Linked DNA regions of Homo sapiens: regions 2 and 3 are each linked to region 1. A link is an interaction called in ENCODE POLR2A ChIA-PET data of the cell type or tissue named here. Cell type or tissue: MCF 10A. All regions are shown on one strand. Each heading gives the region's core, and the rest is flanking DNA. Links, peaks and the distances in the headings are about the cores only.

What was found. Peaks named below come from ENCODE experiments on the same cell type or tissue, not always from the same donor. Only the 100,000 strongest peaks of a DNase experiment are listed, where the experiment ranks them.
Region 2: POLR2A ChIA-PET joins it to region 1 with 10 read pairs; 2 of 35 experiments call an interaction of 5 or more read pairs at or near these places.
Region 3: POLR2A ChIA-PET joins it to region 1 with 16 read pairs; 5 of 35 experiments call an interaction of 5 or more read pairs at or near these places.

The regions. Positions count from the first base shown.
Region 1 is chr4:152,253,939-152,265,690 of GRCh38, forward strand. It overlaps the pseudogene RN7SL446P. Among named protein-coding and RNA genes, the nearest start is that of FBXW7-AS1, 78 kb to the right of the region's middle. In MCF 10A, for the core only: no CTCF peak of the experiment used is centred there; DNase peaks (open chromatin) are centred at 5,293 and 6,093.
Region 2 is chr4:152,342,229-152,353,980 of GRCh38, forward strand. FBXW7 (F-box and WD repeat domain containing 7) reads right to left here. Exons shown (of 14, transcript NM_001349798.2): 5 at 7,814-7,896; 6 at 4,702-4,843. Among named protein-coding and RNA genes, the nearest start is that of FBXW7-AS1, 10 kb to the left of the region's middle. In MCF 10A, for the core only: a CTCF peak has its summit at 6,636 (motif pointing left); a DNase peak (open chromatin) is centred at 6,623.
Region 3 is chr4:152,326,100-152,332,131 of GRCh38, forward strand. It overlaps FBXW7 (F-box and WD repeat domain containing 7), which reads right to left. Exons shown (of 14, transcript NM_001349798.2): 9 at 4,633-4,769; 10 at 3,573-3,686; 11 at 2,109-2,290; 12 at 1-132. Among named protein-coding and RNA genes, the nearest start is that of FBXW7-AS1, 8.6 kb to the right of the region's middle. In MCF 10A, for the core only: no CTCF peak of the experiment used is centred there; a DNase peak (open chromatin) is centred at 2,702.

The DNA of each region.
Region 1 (11,752 bases), core at 3,026-8,025:
TTCTCAGTTAGCCTGGCTAGAGGTTTACTGATTTTATTCATCTTTTCAAAAATCAGCAACTGGTTTTGTTGATTTTTCTCTGTTGATTTAAATTTCATTGATTTCTGGTCTAATTCTTGTTTGTTTGTTTTTTTTTCTGCTTACTTCAAGTTTAATTTTCTCTCCTTTTTCTGGTTTCTGAAAGTGGAAACGTAGATGATTGATTTTAGATCTTTCTTATTTTCTAATATATGCATTCAATGTTACACATTTCCCTCTAAGCATTGCTTTTGCTGTATCCCACAAATTTTGATAAGTTGTGTTTTTATTTTCATTTAGTTCAAAATATTTTACAATTTCTCTTGAGATTTAACTCATATTCTTTAGAAGTGTGTTGATTAATCTTCATATATTTTGGGATTTTTCAGCTATCTTTCTAATTTCTAGTTTAATTTCATTGTGGTCTGTGAGCAGATATTACGTGATTTCTATTCTCTATTGATTTGTTAAGGTGTGTTTTACAGCCCAGAATGTGGTTTATCGTGGTGAATGTTCCATGTGAACTTGAGAAGAATGTGCATTCTGCTACTGTTTGATGAGATAGATACATGCCAATTATATTCAATTGATTGATGGTGTTGCTGAGTTAAACTATATCGATCTGTCCATTTCCGATAGAGGGATATTGAAGTCTCCAATTATGGTAGTGGAGTCAGCAATACCTCCTTGTCACTCTCTGTTTTTGCTTCAGGTAGCTTGACACTCTGTTACATATACATTAAAGATTATTGTATCTTCCTGGAGAATTGGCCTCTTTATCATTGCCCTTCTTTATCCCTGATAACTTTTCTTACTTTGAAGTGTGCTCTGTCTGAAATGAGCATAGCTATTTATGCTCTTTTGATTAGTGGTAACATGATATATTTTTCTCCATCCATTTATTTTTAACTGATTTGTCTTTATATTTAAAGTGGGTTTTTTGTAGACAATATATTGTTGGGTCTTGTTTTTTGATTGACTCTGACCATCTCTGTCCTTTAATTGGTTTATTTAGATGGTTGACATTCAAAGTGATTATTGATATAGTTGGGTTAATATGTTCCATATTTGTTACTGTTTTCTATTTGTTGCCCTTAGTTTTTTTTTTCCTATTTTTGCCTTCCAATCTTTTCTGCCTTTTTTTCATTTAAGTTGAACATTTTATATGATTCCATTTTCTCTCCTTTTTTAGTGGTTCTTTTTACTTTTTCCTTTTTACCTTTTTATTTTTTACTTTTTTTAATGGTTGCCTAGAATTTGCAATATACATTTACAACTAATCCAAATCCATTTTCAAATAGCACTATATCACTTCACAGGTGGTGTGAGTACCTTCTAATAAAAATAATTCTACAATTGATCTTAGCCAAAAGGCCGAGAAGCAATAATAATAAAAATAATTCTAATTTCTCCCTCCTGTACCCTGTATCATCTTTTACTTTTTAAAATGTGGCTACTGGAAATTTTAAATTACATATGTGGCTTGCATTTGCCACTAGCTGTATATTTGGACAGGATACACAACATGATATGTATTGGACAGTGTTGGTCTAGATGAGCTCGAATTGAGCGTTGACATTCCGTGCAGCTTGCAGACAGATTGAGTATTGACAGGAAGTGCCACTTGACTCAGTCTTAGAGAAAGGCTTTGGTCTGTGGCCAGAACCCAGGCAACTCCCAGCAGGAAGTCTCACCCACCCAGAGCAGGGGGAAGCTTCAGAGAGAAGAGGTGAACTCTGGAGAGCTAGGCCCTAGCACAACCTCAAACACTTTCTATAACAAATCTGGACAGTGTTTAGTCATTTAAAAAATCTTGAAGGTAGTTGTTTACCATCCCTGGAGCTTCTGTTAGATCGTCTTTGATCTCCTCTGGCCAGCATACACAAACTGATGGTTTTCTGGGCAATTTGACATTCCTGGAATGATACTTTTGAAGTGAGTTTTCTTTTTGCTGCAAAGACTTTATTTGGGGAACCATATTTGAGTGAGTGAAAATAGCAGTAAAAATGGTCAAATAGTAAAATAAATAGTAGTAAAAATAAATTTTATATTCCTCTCTTCCTCTTTTCCTCTATGAGTAAAAATAAATTTTTAAAAATCTCAGCTGTCTCTGCTAATTGTACTAAATAGGCCTAAAACAAATAGAAAAGCTTCCTAGAAAGTTGTCATAAACTTCAAGTCCCCGTGATTTTACCTTTTACTTTTGCTTTTTATTTATTGATACCTGTCAGGGCCCCTCCTACTTCATCCTGGCATTTCTCTTCTTTCCAGTCCCTGCTTATGACCTCTCTTCTTCTGCGACATCACTGGCTGCTGCTTCTCAGTCTTCTTTGCTGGTTCCTCCTTACTTCCCCATCATCCTGCCATTGGAGTGCCATAAGGCTCAGGACGTGGCTTCTCTTCTGTGTCACCACTCCCTAGGTGGCTTCCAGCAGTCTCAAGGCCTTCTCACACACCAGCATGTAAGTGACACCAGACTCTCATCCCCAGCTTGGACCTCTTCCACTAACCTCCATACTTATATCTCCAACTGCCTATTCCATACTATCACGTACATGGCTAATGAGCACCTCAAACTGAATAGTCCAAGCTCAACTCCTGGTCTTCCCCACTGATCTGCCCCTCCCAGAGTCCTGCCCCTGTCAGTGAATGGACACTGCATCCTCCCTGTTATCCAGGACAAAATCCTTGGAGTCGTCTTTGTCTTTTTTTCTCTCATATACCCTATATCCTCTCCATTAGCAAAGACTGTTGGCTGTTCCTCCAAATATATTGAGAATCTTACCACTTTCCACTGGCTTCACTGCCAGCACCCCGATGTGAGATGCCATCCCCTGTCCTCCGGAGGAAGCCGCCTCCCTGCGGGTCTCCTGCTTCCACCGCTTCCCGCTCAGAAGCTGCGCTCAACACAGCAGACACAGTGAGCCTTTTAAACTATAAATGAGATCAAGTCAGTCACCCCTCTGCTCATGCAGAGTAACACATTACAATGACCTAAAATGCCCTACACGATCTGACCACTGGCCTTGCTCTTTCTTCCTTCACAAAACATAGATCAAAATTTGACGCAGTAAATATTTCCTTTATTGTCTGTTTCTTCCCACTAGAATATAAGGTTCTTAAAGACAGGGGCTTTGCCTGTTTTTCTCAGGCTGAATTCTCAGCAGCTACAACAGCGCAAGTAGTTTTGAATAAGTTAATAAATGGGTAGTAGGTGTTCCATTCAGTGAGTAAAAGATGACTGAATGATGAAATGAATTAGTGCATGCCTACGTGGGGCTTTATTTACCTCCTTGAGAACCCAGAATGACACCTCTGTGCTTGTGCTAGTGTGGAGGGGGAGGGGGCATTTGTGGAAGTGTAGTGTGATTTTAATGCCCCCTCTTCTTTTCTCTCATCTATGCATTTATTCATGCAGCTGCTATTCACAGGTGTGGGCTTACACTGTGCTATGTACAGGGCCCATACTCATGGTTTTCCATGAGCTCCTCGGAAGACATGCAGACATATGACCTTAGAAGGGAGGCAGGTGCTGATGTCGAGGTGTTCCTGAGGAGCATGAAGTCTACATGAGGAAAGCATGAGAGGCCAGGAAACACTTCTCCCAGGGGTGGCAACTGAGCTGAGCCTTGAAAGATAAAGCGAAATTCTTCATGTGAGCAAAGATAAAACAGTATTCCAGAAAACAGCATTCTGGGAAACAGGAACAGAGACTAGAGACAGCATGCCACTTTTGAGGAACTGCGAGTCAGCAGGCATGCCAAAAATCCACACCAAGCATCAGCGTTCAGAGACACCAAGTGGGGGAGGTGGGCAAGGGAATGTCATGAAGGGCTTGTTCACCATGCTAATACATTGCTCACATTCTCTGAACAATATGAAGGATTAAGCAGATTAACACGATGAGGCAAGAAAACAGTAATACAATACAGATCAGTGAGTGCAAAATTTGAGCTATGCACGGGATTCTATGGAAAGATGGAGGGCAGGCAGTGCCTAAGTCAACATTCTAGCGGGCTGGGGCAGGAAGGAAGAAGGAAGTGACAAAGCATTGCCTAGGAGGGGACACAAAGGAGAAGCCAAGCTAGGTAGGCAGGAAAGACAAGGGCTTTCCTGGGAGAGGAACAGGAGGTTTCACAGGCAGAGCATGGGAGAATGCTGGGCACAGCTGAATGCCCACCAACCCCATTTTCTCACCACCCACATTAATATCCTTTCCTAAAACCTAAAAGGGCTGCCTAAATCCTTTTATTGTCCACAAATTCCATAATCCTACTTCTCCTTGATCTTCATTATAGAACCAAAGAATCACAATGCTAAGGAGCTGGAGGGCATCTTTGAGTGCATCTCGTCCGTGGCGTTCCACCTTCCCACTTAAGTGTCCTGAGCAGTCGGGGAAAGAACATTAACCCATTTTTTTGAAATTGCTTATTATATTCTTTAAGTGCAAAATTTGCATTCTGAGTCAAAATGTCAGTATTTGTTTTAATATAAAAATAAGTGTTTCCTAAAAATCTTCTAGTAAGATTGATCCTCCCCAGGAAGTTGAATCCATCTTTACCCACAGCCACCCAACCTCTAACCACATCCCCAGGTCTGTAGGCACCCTTGGGAAATCTCTGATTTTCAGATGAGGACACACAGGCCAGCAGAGAGGGTAGGCCATCTGCCCGAGGTCACACAGCTGGTTAGATGCAGAGTGAAGCCCAGAACCAGCCCGGGAAATCTCCTCAGACCCTCCCCCAACAGGGTGCCCCCCGCCCGCCCCCCGCCTGCCCTTCCTTCCTGTTCCTGCATTTCACTGACTGCTCTTCCTTTGCCCCATCTGGGGCTCCTGGGCCCCCTTGAGGGTTCCAAGGACTCTGAGGCAGAGGGGATAGAGTGGAGGGGACGCCCCATCAGGAGAGAAGGTCACAGAAGGCAGAGGCGCTGAGCAGCCCTGGCCCCACCCTCTCCTGCTGCAGCTTCTCATTCCTGCCTGGGAGGATGAGGCTCCAGCAGCATGAGATCAAAAGGTTTATGAGGCCTTTTCGGCTGTTCTTAATTAATTATACCTTTGCTTCCTGGAGGCACTTAGAACACATTTCTGAGAGTTTGGCTTAAAGCACAGAGGAGGAAACCCACAGTTCCAGTGCCTGTCCCAGAAGGCCTCCCACCATTCGTTTTCATCTGTGTTGAAGGTTTTGTGAGCACCTCCAGCAGGGCTCCTTGAGTGGACATGCCCGGACTTCACTCCCACAAAGGCGGAGAGTTGCTGTTTGGAAAAAGTCAGTCACTCTACAGTCCTCTGAGTCAGCCAAGTGCAGGAGAAAAAGCTAGGAAGCTTGTATTGTTTCTCTCCAAAACACAGCAAAGCTGACCTGGATCCACCCTTCATCTAAAACCTGTCAGTTATTCCCATTGTTCCCCGGATAAGGAAATCCCCCTGCCATGGACCATTAGGAGCTGAGTCAGCCCCAATCTTATCATTCCAGACTCCACCTGCACCCCTCTCCTTCCTCTGTCTACTCTAGCCACAGTGATGCCCTTTTCTCTCTTCCCCATGCCCCTCCCCCTGCCACAGGGCCTTTGCACCTGCCATATCCTCATCCTGGAAAGCTCTTTCCCCCACTTTTTGCCTAGTCTTACTCTTCTTCATCCCTCAGCTCTCAGCTCAAAATTTTCTTCCTCAGAGAAGCCTACCTGGACCTGGACCTCCCCAACAGTCAAACCTTTCCTTCTAGGTTCTCAGAGCACCAGACGTCTTTCTTCACACTTATCATAGTCACAAATTTACATTTGTGTGTTTGAGTACTTGATTACTATTTATCCCTCCCACAGGCTGTATGATCCCCAAGGGCAGAGTCCACATAAGGATTTGCTCAATCTCATATCCTCATCACCTAACATACCTAGCACATAATCAATGCTTTAAAATGTTTAAATAAAAAAAATTAAATAAAAAAACAAATGAATGAATAGTACATTTAGTAAGTTCAAAGTATGAGTTACTGCATGAATGAACATGCCTGGAATTTTTTATAAAGGTCTTCAGGACTCAGGATTTGATCCTTGAGCCTGCACATCTGTTGGCAGGCACTGACTGTAGGTGAGTAATACTTAGCCACGTTACCTCTCATTACTCATAATTGAGTTATCCATGTCTCTTATATGCCTGTTGTGGGTTAGTTCTCTGTTATACACCCTCTTGGCTGCCCTCTTTCCCTCATTATCCTCCTCTGTTCCAGTCATCAGAAAATCCTGCCAACTCCACTCCAAGATATATCAAATTCCATCAGATATACAAAAACTCAAAGAGTTTATCACCAACAAACTATGATAAAGAGAATTTTTAAAAATATTCTTTTGGAAGAAGGAAAATTATCTCAGAGGGAAAAACTAAGATGCAAGATGAAAAATAAGCCAAAGCATCAAAAAGAATAAAATACTTAGAAATAAATTTAACCAAGAAGGCTAAAGACATGTACACTGAAAATGATAAAACACTGATGAAAGAAATTGAAGACATGGTAAATGGAATAATATCCATGTTCATGGATTGAAAAAATTAATATTGTTAAATTAAATTGCCCATATTACCCAAATTGATCTATAGATTCAATTCAGTTCCTATTAAAATTCCAGTGACATTTTTCACAGAAATAGAAAAAACAATCCTAAAATTTGTACGGAATCACAGAAAACCCTACATAGTTAAAATCTTGAGCAAGAAGAACAAAGCTGGAAGCATCACACTTCCTGATTCCAAATTATGTTACAAAGTTATAGTAATCAAAACAGTATGGTACTGGCATAAAAACAGATACATAGACCAATGGAATAGAACAGAAAGCCCAGAAATAAACCCATCCATATACAGTCAACTAATCTTCAACAAAGGCACCAATAATGCACAATGGGTAAAGGATGGTCTCTTCAATAAGTGGTATTGGGAAAACCAACTTTCTACATAGCAAAAAAAACAAAAACAAAAACAAAAAAAAACCCATAGTTTGATCCTTATCTTACATCATACATACAAATAAAGTCCAAATTGACTAAGACTTAAACGTAAGATCTGAAACTGTAAAACTCCCAGGATGAAATATAGGGAAAAATGTTTATGGCATTTGTCTTGGCAATGATATTTTTGGATATGACCAAAAAAAGCATAGGCAACAAAAGCAAAAATAAATGAAGTTAACTACATCAAACTAAAAAGTTTTTGCACGACAAAGAAAACAATTGACAAATTGAAAACACAATCTATGGAATAGAAGAAAATATTTGTAAACCATGTATTAAAGAAGTTAATATACAAAATATATAAGGAAGCTATACAACTCAATAGTGAAAAGAAAAAAACCCCAAACACACAGACACACACACACACACACACAAATAACTGGGATAACAGTGAACAAAGGATCTGAATTGACACTTTTCTAAAGAAGACATACAAATGGCCAACAGGTATATATAAAAAGAAGCTTAACATCACTAATCATCAGGGAAATGCAAATAAATACCACCATAAGATATCAGCTCACACCTGTTAGGATGTCTTTTAAAACATCAAAAGATAACAGCTGTTGTGACAATATGGAGAAACCCTTCCACGCCATTGGTAATAATGTATATTGGTACAGCCATTACAGAAAACAGTATGTAGCTTCCTCAAAAAATTAAATATATAACTACCATATAGTTCAGCAGCTTTGCTTGGGATAGCTACACTCCCATGTCTATGGCAATATTACTCAAAATAGCCAAAATATGGGAAAAAAACCTATGTGTCTGTCACCAGCTAAATGGATAAAGAAGATGTGATTGATACACACACACAGAGGAGGAATGTTATTCAGCCTTAAAAAAGAAAAGAATCTTGCTATTTGTGACAACACGGATGAACCTGGAGGACATAATGCTAAGCCAGACACAGAAAGATAAATGTCGTATAATCTCACATATATTTGGTATCTAAAAAAGTCAACATCACAGAAACAAAGAGTAGAAGGATGGTTACCAGGGGCCGCAGGGTGGGGGAAATGGGGAGATGTGACCAAAAGGATAAACCTGCAGTTGCAAGAAAGCTCGAAAAAGTCCTGGAGCCCTAATGTACTGTATGGTGACCATAGTTAAAAAGGATGTATTATATACTTGAAATTTGCTAAGACTCATCTTAAGTATTCCCCACACACACATACACAAAGGCAACTATGTGAGGTGAGGAAAATGTTAATTAGCTTGATTGTGGTAATCATTTCACAATTTATACATATATCAAAACATCACATTGCATACCTTAAATATATACAATTTGTATTTGTCAATTATACCTTAATAAAGCTGAGGAGTAAAAAATAAGAAGAAATGTAAGCTAAGAATAGGCAAATATGCAGCTAAATCTAAATGAATACTTGTAGGAAGTTACAATAACAATGCATAATTTTAGAGATTTTTTTTAAAGCAGTCAAAAATAACATATAAGATGGGAGGGGTAGTCAGACTTAAATGTGCTAAAAGTTTATGAAAAGAGTAGAGATACTAAGTAACTTTAGGCTTTGTTAAGTACAATTAAACTTTAAAGGGTAACCAATAAAAAAAAGAAAATCGAGTTTATCTTTTCCAAAAAGTAATGGGGAAAATTACTTTTCCCTATAATTATATAAAAAAATTTCAATCTCAAAAAGACAAGAAACAAAGAAAAAAGTATTAAAAAGTCAAGTAAATAGCACAAGATGGTATAAATAAGTTAAAATACATGAACAATCACAATAAATGTAAATGGACTAAAGTTAACAGTTACAGATTGTCAAATTCTAACATCCAGCTATATGCTATTTATAAGAGACATCTAAAATATAAGAAGTGGAAAGATTGAAAGTCACCTATTTAAAAAGCATATTATGGAAATATTAACCCCCCAAATAATATATATTTATATTAATATAGATAAAATCAACTTTAAGCTTTTTAAATATTAGTAAGTCACTAAATAATGATAAAAATATTAAATTCACTAGGAAGAGATCACTTGAATCTTGCCCAAACTAGTAACATAGCATCAAATATACAAATCAAATTTGGTAGAATTACAAGGAATAACTGACCAATCCACAAACATAGTGGGAGTTTCTCTGTGAAACTGATATAGCAAGCAGACAAAAAATCAATACAGATATAGAAGATTTGACAACACAATTAACAGCACGGCTTGATTAATGGACACATACAGAGCCCTAAAACCAAAAGAAGGATCAAAAACCATATGTATGAAATTCATTGTAGAACATAAGTGAAACATGCAAATATGAGTAAAACTGACCTCATAATAGAGGGCAAGAAACAAGTCTCAACATATTTCAAAGAATCTGTATATACACAGACCATATTCTATAACTAAATGCAATTAGCTGAAAAATAAATGATAGAAAGATAAACTTTTAAAAACATTTATCTTAATACAAAAAATTAGCCGGGCGCGGTGGCGGGCGCCTGTAGTCCCAGCTACTCGGGAGGCTGAGGCAGGAGAATGGCGTGAACCCGGGAAGCGGAGCTTGCAATGAGCCGAGATTGCGCCACTGCAGTCCGCAGTCCGGCCTGGGCGACAGAGCGAGACTCCGTCTCAAAAAAAAAAAAAAAAAAAAAAAACATTTATCTTAAAATTAAAAGCATATCTCTAGGTTATTCATATGTTAACATAAAATAATAATGCAACTGTAATGAAATCATTATGAACTTTAATGATAATATTACATGTCAAAACTTACAGAATGTGGATAGTGGTACTTAGAGGGATTTTGTAGCCTCAGGTCTCATCGAAGCTTTCCTTCATTTTTCCAATTACACAGTTCATTGATTTACATATTCATTCAATAAATGTTTAATCTGGCATTGTGGAAGTCATATGGTTGGAGGCTGTAGTAGTCGCTAATAGCTCCAAAATGGAAATCCTGAGCTAACCTAGTCCATTTTCCAATTGTTGATTTACAAGAGCTGTCCAGGGCAGCTCATAGATTCTCTTGCAATGGAGACATCACAGGCTATACATTTCCCATTGCCAATAGTCAAAGGCATTGACAATAGTCTCATGCTCAAAGGGACAACAGATATAGGAATTCTTCAACCCAAAATGTGATACACAGCATTCCTGGATATTTTCTTATCTACTTGACTTTCCACCTCAAATACTCTCTCTCTCTCTCTCTCGGAGAGGAATCTTACTATATTGCCCAGGCAGAAGTGTAGTAGCTATTCATAGCCGCAATCCCACCACTCATCACCACAGGAGTTTTCACCTGCTCTGTTTCTTACCTTAACTGGTTCACCCCTCCTTAGGCAACATGCTGGTGCCCTGCTCCCAGGAAGTCACCATGTTTGATGCTTGACTCAATGTGGACACTTGATCTGCATAACGCACTACAGCCCAGACCTCCTGGACTCCCGCGATTTTCCTGCCTCAGCCTCATGAGTAGCTGGGACTACAGGGGCCACCACCATGCCTGGCCCATTCTCTCTTTTGATGGGAAAGGTTTTCTCTTCATTGGAAAGTGGAAAGTCTCATAGGACTAAAAGGATATATATATGTCTTCACATCTAGCAGCTATTTCAATGATAGCATAAGAGACACAAGAGGAAACAAAACATCTTCGGTTTCCCTGGAGCAAATTTCAAATGGACATGTAAGGACAACAGCCACCAAAGTTTCCTCAGATTTGCAGTGACAGAATGATAGGATACAATTAGCAATGGTGATGAGGTTGCTTCTAAAGAGCTAAGCAGAGCATATTTGCTTTTCCTGTTGATGTGTCATTATTTTAAAAAAATTTATCAACCTCTACGACAGAATCACCATAGGCTCACTCTTTAGTCCATTTCCTTTTATCTTTTGGGGTTGTCCCAGGTTACTAGTTACTTGTCAAGTAAATCACGTTCTGTATTTCTCACCATCAGTTGTCTAAGTCCCATGTTGGAAAGGATCTCCCTAATTTTATTTTCTGGATATCAAAGGCTGTCACTCATCTCTCAATGGCAGCGACAAGTTTTGAGGATATATAGTAGTAGCTAGATTTTAAGGCAAAAACCTTTATCCAAGCATGTGTTTGTTTTGCAACATAATACTTGCTGTACTTTATTTATTAGATTTCTTCATTATGTAAGACATTTTAATTACAAAGCTATCATAGATTACATTAGCTATGGCTCTTCTTCTTACGGTTAAAAATAACGTGCATGACGCAGCTGGCTTTATAGAAGCTGTATCTGGGCAGATAACTGTGAGTGTGTCACTGTCGATGCAAACTAGGAAAGATAAATACTGCTGCTAATCATTGGAACCCGCTGTGTAGCTATTATAGTTTGTTCAAGTTAAAACAGTGGCGATGAGTCAGACTGTTTCTCCCTCCGGCTTTAGAAAACTCGTATATTTAACCAAGATAGATTTACACGTGAGGTTGTGCGTGACGAGGTTGCTACGAATGCCTCATCCAGGACTAAGTTCCAAGACAGGGCACTGGAAAGCACGAGATACAAGCAAAAGTAGGTTGCACAAGTTCTCTTCCTCAAGAGCCTCCTCTCTCCAAAGCTTTTCTGCTGTTTATTCCACATGTTGGTCTTTGTTTCCAGGGGAAATTGATTGATGACTGGCTTCAAACAACGTGCACAATTTATGGATATGGAAAATGCATGTACTATCTACACACGCTGGTTCTTTATAGATGGTCTTTAGGGCAAGTCTGAGATGCCTGGATAA
Region 2 (11,752 bases), core at 3,596-8,595, 89 kb after region 1:
GAGGTAGTAGAGAAGAGTAGAAGGAGCACTAAACTGCAATCAAGAGCCTGGGCTTCACCAGGAAACTCACTGTAGAACAACATGGAAGTCTCTTAATGAGTCTGAGTCTCAGAGAACCCACCTACACAGTGAGAGGCTTGGTCCAGGCCAGTGGTTCCCAAATGCCGATCAAGGACAGCAAGAATTACTGAGTTCTAAAACCCGCCAGCAGATAGTCTGATTCAGTGGCTGAAGACATTTTATTTTTTAAACAAGCAACTCATCCAGTGTTGATGTAGATGACTCACAAAGCAGCATTTGGGAACCACTGGTCTGGATGATCTTTAGTGTCTCAATTAGATAGACTGTTTTATGACCTTGGGTAGTACTGCACCTGAATTTCATGTGGTAAAGAACTCACTTCTCTAGCACCTCTAGCACATGGTTATCCAGTCTGTTTGAACAGTTCCAGGATTCGAGTAACTTATTATCTCCCATTCTACTGTGGACCAGTTCTAATTGCTAAGTTTAACTTAATGCCAAAATCTGACTCAAAGAACATAATTCAGGTTTTACTTTCTGAAGAAACCAAGAATGAATCTTTTCCTACTTTTATACAAAAGTCGTTAAAATGTTAAAAACAGACATCACATTTTCTCCTGGTCTTCTCTAGCTAAATACATGACTTTCTTCAAGTCTTTCACACAAAACAAGGTTTTTAAATCACTGTGTCCCAAATACAATTTCAAAGTAATAATAAATTCAATTTTGGCACTATCCTGTAGGTTTTAATCTTTTGTTGATTAGCAAATAAGATGTAAATAAAGTAGATTTGAGAACATGTACAATTTCTAAGTGTTCCCATGAAACCTAATTAAATCTTCCAATGGAGAAGTTTTTTCTCCATTTTTAATATCAAAACACATGTATTTTATACTTATCATTTAAAAATATTTTTAGTATAACATCTTTTCAAAGTACATAAATAGCTTAATTCCAATATGCTTTAATTAAAATAATGTAAAGCTAATGGCATCTGTGTAAGGTTAAAGTTCTTCCATATCACTTTATCTTTGATCCTCATAGCAATACTGTGAAGCTAGTGTTAACGGTCCCTTTTTAGATCTGAGAAAATTTCTGAGGTCCACTAAGATTATTTCTTGACCAAGGGAAGAAACTAACATTTATTGAGTCTCCAATATATTTCCAAGTATAACTTTAAGCAGATGTACATGTTTTTTCCCCTTTGACAACTTTTTAATGTTATGTGTTTTATAGAGCGTGAAAATAAAGGCAAGAATGGTTATATATTAATGAAATTATTGTTTTTAAGAGACAATGTCAAAATTTGAACTAAGAACTTGTCCTTCTATGTCATTTGTGCTATTCTCAAGATGCTTCTGAATACAAATTTCAATATAAGATAATGTTCATGTAATTAATGTCTTTACCCAGTCTGAAAAGTTTAAGTGAAAAACCATTTATTAGCACCTGAATGATATAAACAAGCCAAAAAAATGACCAACTCGCTTCCCTAAATTAACTGAAGCATCAATCTGACTGCCATACAAAGTGGATCAATGGCTACTGAAAATTCAAATGGTATAAACTTTCTATTTTTTTTTTTGGTTTTTGTCTTTAATTTGCACTTCTATTTTCTAGTGGCATTCTGTTTCAGTCCTCTTTTATGCAAAATGGAATATCATTTGTTCATACTCAATTTATAAACAGAATACAGAGTACTTTGTCAGAATAGATGGAACTGGACCAAAGCAATGCTGTATCACTGCCTTAGGAGCAATAGCAGAACAGTAAGGGGACAAGCTCTCCCATACTGCTTATTATGCAACAGAAAAGTCATCATGAAATGCCCCCACAGTATATTTGTAGAAAACATGCCAGTTTAATTATCCCTCAACTCTCTCACATAGGTCAACTCATGACTCCCCACTTTATTATGAAATTATATCTCTACAAGTTAGACATTAAAGCACAGTAAGCCTTTAGGCAAGTGAATCATTTCTAGTTACTCTGGGACCAGCCCTGAAAATAAAGGGCAGTGTACAACAATGAGGCCTTGGGTGTGTCAGAGACAGACATGGTACTCAAAAGATGAAGGTCCTGATCTACCTGTCCAGTTGACCTTTTGTTGCTACAGATTTCTTTGCTACAGAATATTTATCTGAAAAAAATGTATATAATACTATACCTGCAGGGGTAATTCCACATGCTATTCCTGTTAACTAAGAACATGTTTTCTTCACTGCACCTACTCCTTTTACAGGACCAAAAGCTATTCTAACATTCTTTAGCTTATTGAATACAGTTTTTTTTTTTTTCACATTAACATTTCCGAAATTGGAATGCATCTAAAAAAACTATGGTGTCTCAGATTTGATGAAATACAGCATGCGGTAACATTTGGACATTTTATTTAAAAAGCATAAGCTAGCTAAACAAGCAAACGGTGTACAATGAACTCTCTAAAATATCCTGACTAAAATAAAGCTGAAATGCCTCTTCCTATAGATCAATACTACAGAGTCCCTTTAAAATTGAGAAATATCCTAGATAGCAAGCAAAGAATATTCAGGTATTCCAAAACGTTGGAAAAAATGAGCCCTACCACAGAAAAAGTAAATCTTACTCTGAACTACCTTCTGAAAAGAAATAAGCCTTTTCATATAAAATAAGCATTTTGGAGGTTATCTACAATGATGATAAAACTATTGCTAATAGTGTAATTTTCAATCATGTTGGTATTTTCTTATAAAAATGATATGAAATCAGTGAAATCATGTGATATGAAATCAGAATGATATATGCTGTTCACACTACATGCATGTGTTAGCATGGCAACATACAACCATATTCCTACCTCTTTGGCTTAATCAGAGATGATAAAAATCTTTAAATTATTTTTTTAAGGCTATACAAGTGTCCGAGTTTTATTTTCGCCTCTTATTGACGGATAAATTTCCTTTTAAAAGGATGGGACAAAATTAAAAATTTAGAATTCTGAGGGTGTGCATAGGAAAAAATAAAAATTAATTAACATTTTACAAACCATCATGAACCAGAGGCAAAATAACTCAGGAGGAAGGGTAGGAATAATCCCTGGGGAAAAGGTAAGTTTAATCAACAAATGACTATGAAAATGAAAACTTAAAAAAAATTCTTTGTAATTACAGTGGCTTATAACATTTTAATAACAATAAAATCTAACTTTCATTCCTCTAACCCAGATTCTTTAGTACCATTGACATTTTGGGCTGGATAATTCTTTGGCATGGAGATCGTCCTTTGTATTGCCTCTACTTACTAGATGCCAGCAGTGTCCTGCGCCCCATCCCCTCAGTTATAAAAATGAAAAATGTCTTGAGACACTTTTGTCTCAACGCGGGGAAAAACTAATCCCTGTTGAGAGCAAGGCTTAAATCTTTCAGTTACCAACCAAAAAAAGGTTATCCTAGTTTTGCAGAAATCACCTGAAGGGTAGAAAACAATTTTAAAAAACCATTTAAAAGCAATACTGCTCCAAGTTAGTTTTCTACCTACAGAAGAAAAAAATAGACACATTTATCTCATATTCATCTAGGTATTTAAAATATTAGGGTTTACAAAGTGAACACCTTAAAAATCTGAAACACTAAAAGTCAAGTAAAGTATCATCTTTACCAACGATTATTGCCTTATGCATTGATTAAATACCTAACCATTCAAGCAGCCAGAGGTAGGGTAGTATATTCTTTTTACATTACTATGGAGGCTAATATCAGATATTTTTTACTTTACATAATTTATATTATTTATTATTTGCAACAAATAATTGAGTAAGTACTTAATCCTTGCCATGTATTTTGCTAAACACTTGATGTATATGCATTATCTTACTGGAAGAAGAGATAAATCAATGTAATATCACTATCTTAGGTTATAAAGTTCATAATATTCAGGGTTTGGTTGTAACCAATCTTCCCTGTACACATCCAAAGAATATAAATACTATTAAAATATAGTAATCAGGATTCAAGCATGGTAAGCCATATACAAGCATGGCACTGAAGAAAAGAAGCTGTATTAACTCTAGCTAGAATGGTTCTTAAATTACTCTTAAATGCCTAACTTACAAGCAATGCAGTTTAGAAAACTAGACAACCCAGAAATTCAAACAAAGGAGAAGATGAAGGAAGGTCTTATTATTTAAAAAGCAATAAAAAAAATGTCAGTGCACAGTTACACAAATAAGTATTGGACTTTCTCAATTATGACATTCAAAAATTGAGTTCCCTTGTTTTTAATAGCATTTTTAAATTGAAATAAACAGCACATAACATTCACCATTTTCAAGTATATACTTCAGTGCTTCCCAGTATATTCACCTTGCTGTGCAACCATCGCTACTATCCAATTCCAGAACACTTCCATCACCCCAAAAGGACAATCTGTACCTACTGGCAGTTAGTCCTTCTCCTCCCCTCATTGTCAGGCAACCATTAATCTACTTTCTGTCTCTATGGATTTGCCTATTCTGGACATTTCATATAAAGAGAATCAACATGTGGCCTTTTGTGTCTGGCTTCTTTCACTTGGCAGAATGATTTCAAAATTCATCCACAGTATACTATGTAACAGTGTTTCCTTCTTTTTTTACGGATGAATAATCCCTTATTTTGCAGCAATTAAGTGAGGCATTTCAAGTACTATGTTTAGATATGTCACCTGAAACATTTTTAGCCATTCCTGGAGGCCTGTAGGTGGCTGGACAGATGTAATTCGGCGTCGTTGTTGCCCTTGGCCATTGGCTGCTCTGAGGTCCCCAAAAGTTGTTGGTGTTGCTGAACATGGTACAAGCCCAGTGGTACTACAAAAAAAAAAAAAAGAGAGAGAGAAAGGATAAAAGGAAAAAAACAAAAGTGAAAGCAAAGATAGATACTTATTAATAATAGATTCTAGTACAAAGAATGATGATCTGGCATATTTCAAACATCAATTAATTACCTTTCTTCCCAGAGATCACAGGTACACAAAACCTATTTGCTATTCTTACAGTAAGTTTCCTCCCTCCTATATAACGCCTGTTATTATCCCAGAAATGCTAATTGCAACCAAATAACAGAATCTCCATGACAAAACTGCAAGTTGTTAATATATACAAATAAAGTTAAAATATTTCCTTAGAACATACAAGTCCCACTTCTCCTATGACTGGTCTTTGGTGACATAAGTAAAGTTTAAATTTTCTTTATAAAAAGGGTTGTGATACTTTATTAAAGCTTTAAAAAACTCAGACATAGAAATACTATGTTCAAATGTTTTGAATTTCAAGAATCACATTATTCCTTAAGTTTGCCTCAGATGCCTTCAAAATTGTCTATAATATTTCTAATTTTTTACTGCTATTTATAAAGTTTGGTCTGAATAGTTGACAGGACTCAGTCTTGATTAGAAATACATTTATTCAAAACAGGTAAGTATTAAGAACTTATATGCAAAACTAAATAAGATCATCTAAACATTTTTATACAATAATTTAAATTTTGAGATTTAACTGTCTCAAACAAACTTGAAATTCAATTCTGCCACTAGTAAAATGAGGACGACTAGATGATCTCTCTAAAACTAACTACCCTAAAAATGACCAATTAATAGCAGAAAGAATATATAACTATATTACTAACGTATTAAACTTTCCTTTCTAATTTCTGCATGTAATTAAACTAAACTCAAGGTAAATATTGGGTATCCATTTTAAAGACCTTGGAAAAAAAGCAGCAGGAAGGTCTGGTTTAACAAAATTATATTTGAAAAGAAATTCTCACTCAATTCATTGAGCTATGTTGATTAATTATTTTAAATTCAAAGAACACTTACAAATTGCATCGTAATAGTTAACAATCAAACTCTGATAAATTACTAATGAAACAACTCCTCCAGCTGTTTTTTTCTATCCAGCATTATTTTGTTAAAAAATGTATCTCAGTCACCAGATTTTACAGAAAAGTCTTCTTATCTACTCCCTTTAAATCCTCTAATAGTATAAATCGAAGACAATCTTTAACATTCAGCAATTAAATCTATCTTTTCTTCTTTCAAATTCAAAGGTAAGTTCTATTTTCTTTTCCTCCAAAATAAAATAGGATATGTTTATAACAAATTTTTGATGGAAAAATCATAGTTTTATCTTATTAGCAAATCTGTCAAAAATATCACAAAATACCAAATATATACCTTCCTAACCGAGAGTCTCCAGAAAAACATGGAAATAAATATGCTGTTTGGTCTAATTTTGCTTTAATAAAATTATATATTAACAGGCTAAAAATAAAACTTCTGCCTTTTCAGTTGCTTTGTCAATATAAAAAGTGAGCAACTAAAGACAAATTTTACTAAAATGTGTTCTGTAATAAAAATTCAGCACTCATTTATTCTAAGCTGCCTTAAAAACAAGTGAACAATGTAATACCTTTGTCCTGGTATCAGCCATATTAATAGAAGACTGATACATTTAAAAAATAGCATTAACAGTTAGTTTAACATTAAATGCAAATTTCTCATCCAAGAAATACTTTATCATGACTAGAAGGGAAAAGCAAAATGAAGTGAATAGTTTCACTTGTCTCTCTATCCCTCCACACCCTCTGGTGGAAGTGCCAAAACACAGTAAAACTGTCAAAAGGCAAAGAGTAACAGGAAGGGGGACAGTTAACATAAGAAAAATCACACCGAAAAGCAGCTCCTGAATAAGAGATAGCTTTATTTTTCTTTTCTGTGTTATCTCTTCACTTTTTGAATGTAAGACTATTCCAATTATGATGATTTTCAAATTTCATAAAGCAGCATTTGAAAGAAATATTTTTTACAACTGAAATAAAAACAAGCTATTTCTCTGTAAGAGGCACAATCTGCAACAATGTTCAATAAAAAAATTATATCTGAGCAATGTTAATTTTAGTGCATCTTATAGAATAAAAATAACTAAATTGAAATATTTTGAGAGAAAGGAAGAAATGTCATAACCATGAAGTTCTTATGGTTTCTACTGTTAACTTTCAATCACTTATTTTAAAAACTGGCAATTATACAAAAAATTCTGTTTTAAAGACCAAAAAAAAAAGCTCTAAGATACTTCTGTCATTTAAATTTTAAAATACGACATTCCAAGTGACATTCAAAGCCACTTTTAATTGGCTGGGCAATAGACATTGTGCTTAAGTTAGCCTAATAACTGTGAGAGTGGGAAAAGTTTTATACTGATGTAAAATCCAAAAATAATGGGGACTGAAGTAGAAAAAGATTACAATTATGTTTCATTGTTATGGAAACTATTCTACTGGTATAGAAAAGAAATGTATGTGTTAAAAACTTAAGACCTACCAAGCCCATAAAAGAAAATTTCTAACACATTAATTTCATGAAATAAGATTGAGTTAGTAATTGTTTTACTTCACTGCTAATAAATGTATCTTCAAATTTCCATACATAAATGTCTACCCTAGAACAGCTGTTCCTATAGTAACAAGACACAGGGGCTCATATTCATATTTTATGGTTTACTTTTTAGAATTCCTTAAAAATTGTAATTTTAAATTTTTGTTCACAAGATAATTTCTGCTTGTGTCCTACTTCAAAATGTATTAGTAACAAAACATAAACTAAGGTGGCATTCCTCTTATTTAAAATGATATAGTTCTCAATTTCCGGTAATCTCAAAATGTGTTAAACAGTCAACCGTACTAGTAACATTATTATTCTACAAGAATAAACTAAAACACTTTCAGAATCAACTCTAAAAAACTGAGAATCATGAGATAATCATTATATTTAATATTACCTTGTATATTCTGAGACTTTGCATGGTTTCTTTCCCAAAGAAAAAGAGCGGACCTCAGAACCATGGTCCAACTTTCTTTTCATCTATAAGGTAAAACAAACAAGATATGTTTTTTAAAAATCGTCTAACTATCAAATCTTGAGTCAGCATGGTTAATATTTTAAATTCTTAAATTTTCATATGCCTACAATGTTAATTAAATATATAAAATAAATGTTTCATAGTTTCTTCTATTTGTTCTACTTTGTTTTACTCTGAATGGAATGGAAAGGTGAATTTTCCCCCCTAATATTTTATCCAGAAGAACAGTGTGTGATGATTTGAAAACTGATATTCATTATATATATATATTCCTTGAGATAATATATCTTTCATGTTTTCCAATTTAATAACCAACATAGGGAAAAATCTCAAGTTAATCCACACAGAAAATAATCATATTTAACGTGCCTTCCTCGTGAATCATTTTTCTTTAAAAACATGTTTTTAATAAAGATAAAATTCAAAATTGTAAAATCAGAAATAATTATGAAAGTAACAAACTCAATTTTAAACACTCATACCATTATAAGAGGGTAAAGAGCAGTATAAATAATCTTGAATAGTGATAAGGCATAAAGCAATTAATATGGGCAATAAGGACAGTTTTAAAAAGTAAATCAATAATAAGAGAAATCTGGAGATAGTATAATAACGCTGAGGGGAAAGTTGTCAATTGATATATATACAGAATATAGCTCTATTGACAGATACTCAGGACAAAATATTCTAATTTGAAAAGCAACAACAGAAAGGTTTTAAAAGAATCAGTTATGCCTCTTCTATAAGGTGTATCCAAAATCTACATTTTAAGGTGTTTCATTATGCCATGTTATACTATAAATATATTCAGAATTGTTTCTTGTCAACATCAATATTGAAATATTCTCATTTGACTATATGTATATTTTAAAACTAGAAAATAAAATCTGGTAAGATTTGACTTTTTCCATTTCAACAACCCCTTTTTAAGATTTGTGTCCACTAATTAATCACTGTATTACTGCAAGTTATAGGAGGAAAAACACTCCAAAGTGATAGAGAGCTATCCTCATGTTTATAAGTAGGTAAAAATCCTTGCTTTGCAGCAGCCTTATTTTCCTACCTCTTGCCTTACATGGGAACATCATAACATAGCATGATACAATATAAATACTAAAGAGACTTAAAATGTTTTAGAGCCACACTGAATAATAAAGACCATGTTTTTGTCATCACGAAGAGTTTTCTAAAATACTAGGATGATCTTACGACATTAGGGGCTAGAGGTGAGGGTACAACAAGCTCACCTACAATTTATACCTTAGTTCATGCCATACCTACTGGAAAGAAATGGAATTGATCTGGCTGGTTTCTTCCCTTTAGAAGTTTATATACTCATTACATTGTTTTAAAGTGATTCCTCTCAGAAACCATTATTTTCTTTCTCCAAATAATTTTATTAAAAAGCAAATATAAATATAAAAGCTGAAGTATATAGGTAGCCACGTGTTTCCGTGTATATAATTTATAGATACACACATATATATATAAACATACATGCAAATGAATCCATCAGGAAGGTCAGTCAGTACAGACTATGTTAAAATCTAGTTTTTTGATAACTTCCACAAATTCTTATCTTCATAATTAGGAGAAACTTTGATATTTATTCTAATTAAGTTTGTAATACTGGCTTTCAGAACTTCCCAGGATACCTTGTAAAAAACATTGGTGCAAATACCATTTGCCACTAAAAGCAAACTTTATTTCCATCTTAGAAATCCTTCAATGAATAAACATGCCCCAAAATGTGTATCAAGGAAACCACTGAGAAAGGATTTTATTTTAAAAATATTTTATAAAGGAAAGCACCTTCTGTATGACTATAGAAGTCTTTTAAATACTGTACTGTTTACTGAAAATACTGACTTCAGAACCAAAAATTAATTCTGCAATTTTTGAGGGGTACAGAAAGTAAACATGATCTCTTTAAATATAAATCCCAAATAGTCTCATGATTCTATACTTTTAAAGAGTCAACTAATGAAAAAAGAAAAACTGTATACAAGGTATAGAAAAATTGAAGGCAAAAGGTTCACTAAAAGCCAACTAAGGATAGAGTATTTCCAGGTCAGCATTTAACAGAGCCACATTTCTAAAGTCTCAATGTATTTTTAGTGAAAAATTCTCAGATTAAAATATACATTTTATCTTAAATTTAAAGCTTTTTCCAGCTCACAGTCTTTCCGTTATTTGCTTACATTCATGATATAAAACAGAATACCAGACATCCAGCCACCCACCAAAATTAGAGGATACTGCAGCCATCTCTGATGATACAGATTTTCCTTCTCAGGCAGGCATACACACACAATCACATAGCATAGGAAGAAAACAGCTTACTTACTTTGTAAAAAATCATTTTTAATGTGCCGTAGAAACCCATATTTTCTGTATTTTTCCCCTTCAGTGATTCTGTGCCCCCGTGTGTCCGGCTGCTTGGCAGTCTCTGACAATATAAACCTTTTTCAGGTAGGTATGTCACAGATTCTAATGTGGACATGCTCAGGCACGTCAGAAAAGGAAGATTAGGGAGCAGAACCGGCAACAAAACTCCACAGTAAAGGCAAATGCAGCTCAGTATCAAACCGCTTCTCGGGACACACATACATACATGCAGCTTGACTGAGAAGAACTCGAGGGAATAATGAGAGAGAACGGAGAAGATTATTGGAGGAGACTATGCCCTGTCAAAGCCTTGACTGAACAGATTCCTCCCTCAGCAGCAGAGGGATCAGATTACATCTTCCCTTGAACACAGAATGGTGCAGTCCAGGATTCAGCAATGCAGACTGCACATCAATTATATGGTGATCCGCTCCAGGGAACCCGTAAGAACACAACGCACTGAACAGAGGGAGGATGTGGGCAGCAGAGACCGCCCCCACACGACAGCCCCCTCTCCCCTTTCAAACTTTCAAGAGGTTATTTTTGTATTTTGTAAAACCTGCATTTTTGAAGAGTTTTAAATAGCAAGGAACATTTCCACAAATAAGTCTTTTCAGAAACATTTTGAAAATAGGATATATTTTCATACGGTCCCCCTGAACTGAGGCAAAGCATGCTATTTTCACTGTCATCCTACCGTAGTCCTGGCACAGACTAATCAGATTTTTCAAGTAGCTTGGATGGTACAAAACAGGCAATCCCGAAAAGAGAAATTAATATACTCTGGGGTTGACTGACAATAAAGTAAACTGGTTTGGAGCCGACAGCATTTGCAGAAATTATGTAATCTAAGTTATATTTCAAACTGCGTATTTTGGTATTGATTTAATAAAAACATTGCCTATGCTTTTCCATTTCAATCCTTTAAAACATAGTAATTTTCAGGGAAATTGCCATACACTTCATCAATTCTTACTAATCATAAGAATATCTTTGTAAGATTAACAAACTAGTACTACCTAAGTGTGTAAAGTTTGGCCAAAAGGCTATTTTATCCCCAAAAGAGCAAACACTGTGCTGGCTGGAGAGGCTTACTTTTATTTGCTAATTTAATCTGGAGTAAACAGGAGGCACTAGACTTCTATCTCCAAAATTATTTTGACAATCTATATTGCTTATCATTAAAAAGGCATTTTACATAATAAAGATGCCAAAGTTTGCCAGAAGGCAACATTTTTCCTGGAATGACTACTACACAAATCTAGATATTTCATCTTGCAACTTCCTTCACAACTACCTTCAGGGACAATTATAAGATTCCTTGAGCTAGAAAAGCCCATTATTAAGGTTCTAGTTAATTTACTCCTACCCTCCCCATTAGTGTTCTTTATTACAAGTAAATTGTGTGCCTATAGTTACCACTATTCGAAGTAAGTTTCTCCAGAAAAACAAAACAAAACAACCATTTGG
Region 3 (6,032 bases), core at 1-5,000, 69 kb after region 1:
CCACTAACAACCCTCCTGCCATCATATTGAACACAGCGGACTGCTGCAACATGACCCATCAAAACATGTAAACACTGGCCTGTCTCAATATCCCAAACCCTAAGAGTGGCATCTCGAGAACCGCTAACAACTCTGCAGAGGGAGAAACAGAAAAACAAAACAAAACAAAAAAACCCACGTTTAGAATTTTTAATAATATGAGAAAACATGGTAGATTTAGTCAAGGTTTTTTAGCTTTTTTTTTTTTTTTTTTACACAGCAACAACCATTTTCAAAAGAAATCCTATGTAAAACCTTGGTATATAAACATAATAAGGGAATGGGAAGTTGGGAAGCCTAGAATGCTGCATGCTTGGTTCCCTGACCTGGGGACCTTAGGTTCAGCACCTTAAGGTTCTGTGGGACTGAGTTTGAAAACCACTGTACTGTATTTTTTAAAAAGCAGCAGAAGCTGCCTCTAAATATATACAATAAGATTTTGATTTTAGAAATAAAATGTTAATGTGGGCATATGTATAAAATGTTAATGGGAGAACTCTAGGTGGTAGTGGTTTAAAGAATTTAAATTTTCTTTATGTTCTTTGCCATTTTCCAAAATTTCAATTATGAATGCATATATTCCCTTGTGATTAGGTAAAAAATTCAATAAAGTTTATACAACAAAACAAGTCAGAATTTGGAATTTAAACAGCTGCAGATTTGTGTTTACACTATACATTCCAGTAAAAATTAACCAGTTTTAGACATGTCCTCAAACACAGGCTGCTTATGCTTTTAATGATTAGATTTATAAATATGCAATAGGCTATAAAAATATTAAGAGATAAAGATTTTAAAAGATATGTACATCTTTAAAAACAATGGCTATCCCTTAAACATTTGGTTCAACATCAGCGCTATACTCTTCTGAAAACCAGAGCAATATACAAATACTGTAATCACTTTTGGATTACAAAACAAAGCTGAAAACTCAGGTATCCTTATGTCATTCTGAAGAGATAAAGAAATACCACAGTTTCCATATTTTAAAAAAGTAGATAATTAAAGGGTTGAGAGAACCCTTTAATTGAGAACCTAATGTTGAGAGAACATAATGGAAACTGGAATACAAGGTCTCTTGATACTCATCCCCCAAATTTTAACAGTATAGCACACTGTTCAAAGTAGAGGTAAATGACAATTGAAAAGGTACTCCTTTTCACATATTACAAATCTGGTGTGAAATCTGCTTAATGTAATTGTTCTTAATAAAGAAGATGCGATAGACAGAATTAAAGGTAAAGACTGCCATGGATTCACTGTAAGGACCTTTCAGAGAGACCTTTTTTGACAAATGAGGTAGAAATCACACTTGTTTAACAGGGGTATGATGACGATAATAGAAAGATAGGATTTTAATAGGAGGGCTTTACAGGAGGAGATAAAAGCAACAGCAAAGGCACTGAGAAGAGAAAGTCAAAAAGTCCAGTTTGGCAGAAACCATTTTGAAAACTGGATCGAGGATTTCTTCCTTAATTCGTTAGTCAACAGTAGGCTCAAAAAGACTTAAGAACTGGGCAGTGACACTATCATAATTATAAAAGGACTATATGTCAGCTGTATAAAACATAAGATAACCAAGTTAGAAAGCTGTGACAATAGTTCAGAATGAGAGAACAAATTACCCACAGGCCTCAGCTTTTGCCTAGACTTAGAGATAGGGTGGGTGTAAGGTGGGTAGGTAATTTAAAAAGGCTCAGACGCTTGAAGCCTGAATTTGTCCCACTTGCGGAAATAAGAATATCAAAAAAAGAGAGAGAAAACATGATTTCTGCTTGAATATGATGAGTCATCAAAGATACAGAACAACAAAAAGGATTAGAGATTAGAGAGTAGAGAGTTTCAAACAGGAAGCTGACAACACTAGCAAATGAGAAAGGAAATTTACAGACAATCACCAATTTTAAGACAAAACGCTATGGCTTTCCTAGAATAGAAACATCTGAAGTGTAATAATTAAATCTAATTTAAGAGCACACTGTCACTATTTCAGTAACTCTACACAGAAAGGGCCCAAATTCACCAATAATAGAGGAAGAAGTCCCAACCATGACAAGATTTTCCCTTACCTTTTTTCATGAAGATGCATACAACGCACAGTGGAAGTATGCCCATATAAGGTGTGTATACATTCTCCAGTCTCTGCATTCCACACTTTGAGTGTCCGATCTGTAGATCCACTAATGATGATGTTGTCTCTCATTTGTGATGACCATACTCCACCTGTATGTCCCACTAATGTTCTCAGACACTGGAAAAACACTTAAGATGATTACTTTTGGGTAGAAAGGAAAAGTGATTTAAATAAAATTTAATAGCTCATTAAAATTTGGAGTAAAGTTACTTATTTAATTTGTTTGGCTCTTCAGAAAATATTACATCCGTATAAAATGATCCCATCACTATTTATTGTTTTGTTTATTCAAAAGCATTATAAATTTATATAAGCACAAGCAATTGTGTATGTAGTATGTAGAAAGCAAACATATGATATAAAACATGATATAATAAAAAGGAAACACGACATGAAAGCAGTTATGATAGCTCTGGCCTGGCCTCTTTGATGAAATAATACTGAAATTGCAACTGGGTTTCTTCCATGGGAATAGATTCAATGAAAGTATGCCAACAGTATTGGGTGTGGCTACATACCACATTTCATCTGAATCTGCCCCAGGGCAGTAGTTAGGAGCCAGTGAAGCTACTTCTAGACAAGTAAAGACAGACATTAAAGCCCTGTAATAAATCCCAAACTAATATTACACTATGGAAATATAAAGCTGCTTTAAAAAATTTTAACATCTGACTTGGAATATTTATAAGATACTTGCCAAGAAGCAACATGGTAAAAGACATTTTAAAAGACATGGATTTTTTTTTGTTTTCATACTCTCTTCTGTTATTTTTTAGGTGGCAATTACTTAATTCATGAAAATATTCTCTACTGGACAGATAAAAATAAATATTCACTAGAGAATCATTAAGGTATGATATGGTACACAGTCAAGCTGATTGCTTGGGCTTTTTCTTCAAACTTAACATTTAAATGCCTTGTCCACTCTCATCTCACAAGGGTTTGAGATAAGTATAAATTAACATGATTTATTAAGTTCTAAACTACAGGTAGGTTATCAACAAAGCAGTTTATAAGGAAAAATAAATATCCCTCAACCATACTTTTGAAAAACATTACAAAGTAATGAGGTATAACTTAGATAGTAAATAAAAGTGGGGAAAAATTGAGCCAAGAAAAACATAAAGCACCCTTGAAAATGTTAAAGTATCTGTCACAAAGATAGACAAACTATGTAAATGAAAAAAAATTAATGAAACCTCTATCATGAGAAGCATCACTATCCTCATGCCATTGGCTTTCATAAATATGGGGAAAAAAGCTAAGTTATGAGCTCTGATATTTGCTATCCAAATAACTAAGAATCAAAAATGAATTATTGTTTTCTTTTTTCCAGTTGCTACTTGCAATGATATACACAAAATTATGACTTTGTGAAGTGTAGGAAGAGTAAACTTACTTTGCCTGTGACTGCTGACCAAACTTTTAAAGTGTTGTCATCAGAACCACTAACTATTCGGTTACCACAAAACTGTAAGCATGTGATCACATGATCATCATGTCCTTTCAGCACCTATAAGAAAGATGTGCAGATTAGAAATATGTTAATTAAATTATGTTCTTTAAAATACTGGTGAAGAGAAAAATGAAGGCATAAACAGGAACAGTAATTTGTAGTCTATCTCTAGAATTTAAATTTATATAAAGCATTATTTTTCCTGGCTGACGAATCCAGAATTAAACATTTTATTGTTTCCATAGTCTATTATTTATACTCAAAACATCAACTATTAAAGTTTTACTGCATCAAGACCTCATAAAGATGGTTCAAACACCAATGTATTTGACAATAATCTATTCCATCTGTTCAAACCAGAAGAATATGCCTCTAATTTTTACAACTTTGACACACAAGAACAAAATAAGCATCTATTAACCACAAAGAGTAACAATTATTAGCATTCTTAAAACAAAAAAAATCATAATATATACATATTAGTATAACAATGTCTCCCCAAATTGGTTTTTTCCAGTTGTAAAAATACGCCCAATAATTTCAAGTGTTTTTACCATTCTTTATGTATTTGAAATGTTATTAGACAGAAAACCAGAATTATGCTTCAATTTGTAAAAATAAGACACACAAAAGTCACCAAATCCAAAACACAGACACTCCTCAAAAAATCATGTTTGGAGTATGTGATCAGAGGAGGCAGCAAATTCTTAGGTAGAATGTGTATGACACAGTAAAATTCAATAGGATATTGAGAGATTTTCATTTACGTAAGATAAAAAGATACTCAATTTAACTTATCTTTTATTCAAGCACAATTAGTTGTCAGATTAGAGAAATTAGCAATAAAAGAATATTGTCAGTTAATACTTTCAGTTATTTTAAAATATACGGTTTTCTTTCTACAGAAGAGGAGTGTCATATTATACAGTTTGCCAAGTGAAATAGTACACTAGGTACTAACACTGATTAACGGTTTCTGTTACATTGTGCAGAGTTCAGTTACCTTAGGAGATTTGAGTTCTCCTCGCCTCCAGTTAGTATCAATTCTGTGCTGTCTGATGTATGCACTTTTCCATGGACTGTGTATGAAACCTGGTTTTATTACTTTTCTTCTCTTGATGTGCAATGGTTCATCAATCCCTAAAGTGTTACAGTTCAAGAGTAAATTGCCTTCACCAATAATAACAGTTATACATTTTATAAAGTATTCCATCTTTATAAAGAGTATTCCATCTCTCTGCTCAAAACCACTGAAATGCAAGACATTGTCAAATTTCCAATACTGTTATCACAGTATGTAGCAATAATGTAAAGTTTACATTCTATATGGCATATTTTTGTATTCACTATTTCATTTCTCAAAATGATTCTAAAATATGTTGGTGAAGATGTGAGGAAATTGGAATGCTTGTGCAAATGGTGCAGCTGCTGTGGAAAATAGTCTGGTGGTTCCCCAAAACAAACACAGAATTAACATATGATCTAGCAATTCCACTTCTGGATACATAACCAAAACAATTAAAAGCAGAGTCTCAAACAGTCATCTGTACACCCATGCTCATAGCAGGATTATTCACAGTAACTAAAACGTGCAAGCAATCCAAGGGTCCATCGAAAGATGGATAAACAAAATGTAGCATTAGATACATATACACAATGGAATAAAGGAAATTCTGACACATGCTATGACATGGATGAACCTTGAAGACATTATGCTAAGTGAAATAAGCTGATTACAAAAGGAAAAATATTGTATGATTTCACTTATATGAGGTACCTAGAGTAGTCAAACTCATAGAGACAGAAAGTAAAAGGGTGGTTGCCAGAGGCTGTGGAGAGGAATAATGGGGAGTTAGAACAGGGGGCATGGAGTTTCATGTGAAGATGATGAAGTTCTGAACACAGATGGTAGTGAATCTGAACACAGATGGTAGTTGCAAAACAATGTGAATGTACTTAATGCCACTGAACTGTACATATAAAAATGGTTAAACTGATAAATTACATACATGTTATCACAATTTTTAAAAGATCATTTAAAAAATGATTATATGGAAGAAGGGAAGGCACAGATTAATTCCACTTTATGTATGCAAATACTTAAGAATGAAGATTTCACTGATTAATCCAAGCCCTACAGAGGTCAAAAGCAGGATGACAAACCAAGCACCCTGGATCTTTACCTCAAACCTTTATTAACTGGACTAACCATCAATGCTTCCTACTTGACTATAACTACCATGAAGGGAATAATCACCTATAGAGTACCTACATCATGCTCTATGATTCTTTCTAAAATATTTTGCTTCTGAGGCACATAGTATTTTTATATTTTTTCAAAAATATTTTTCTGGATGTCTGCTGGGAAAAAAAACAAAAACAAAAAAAACAGTTCTCCCAATA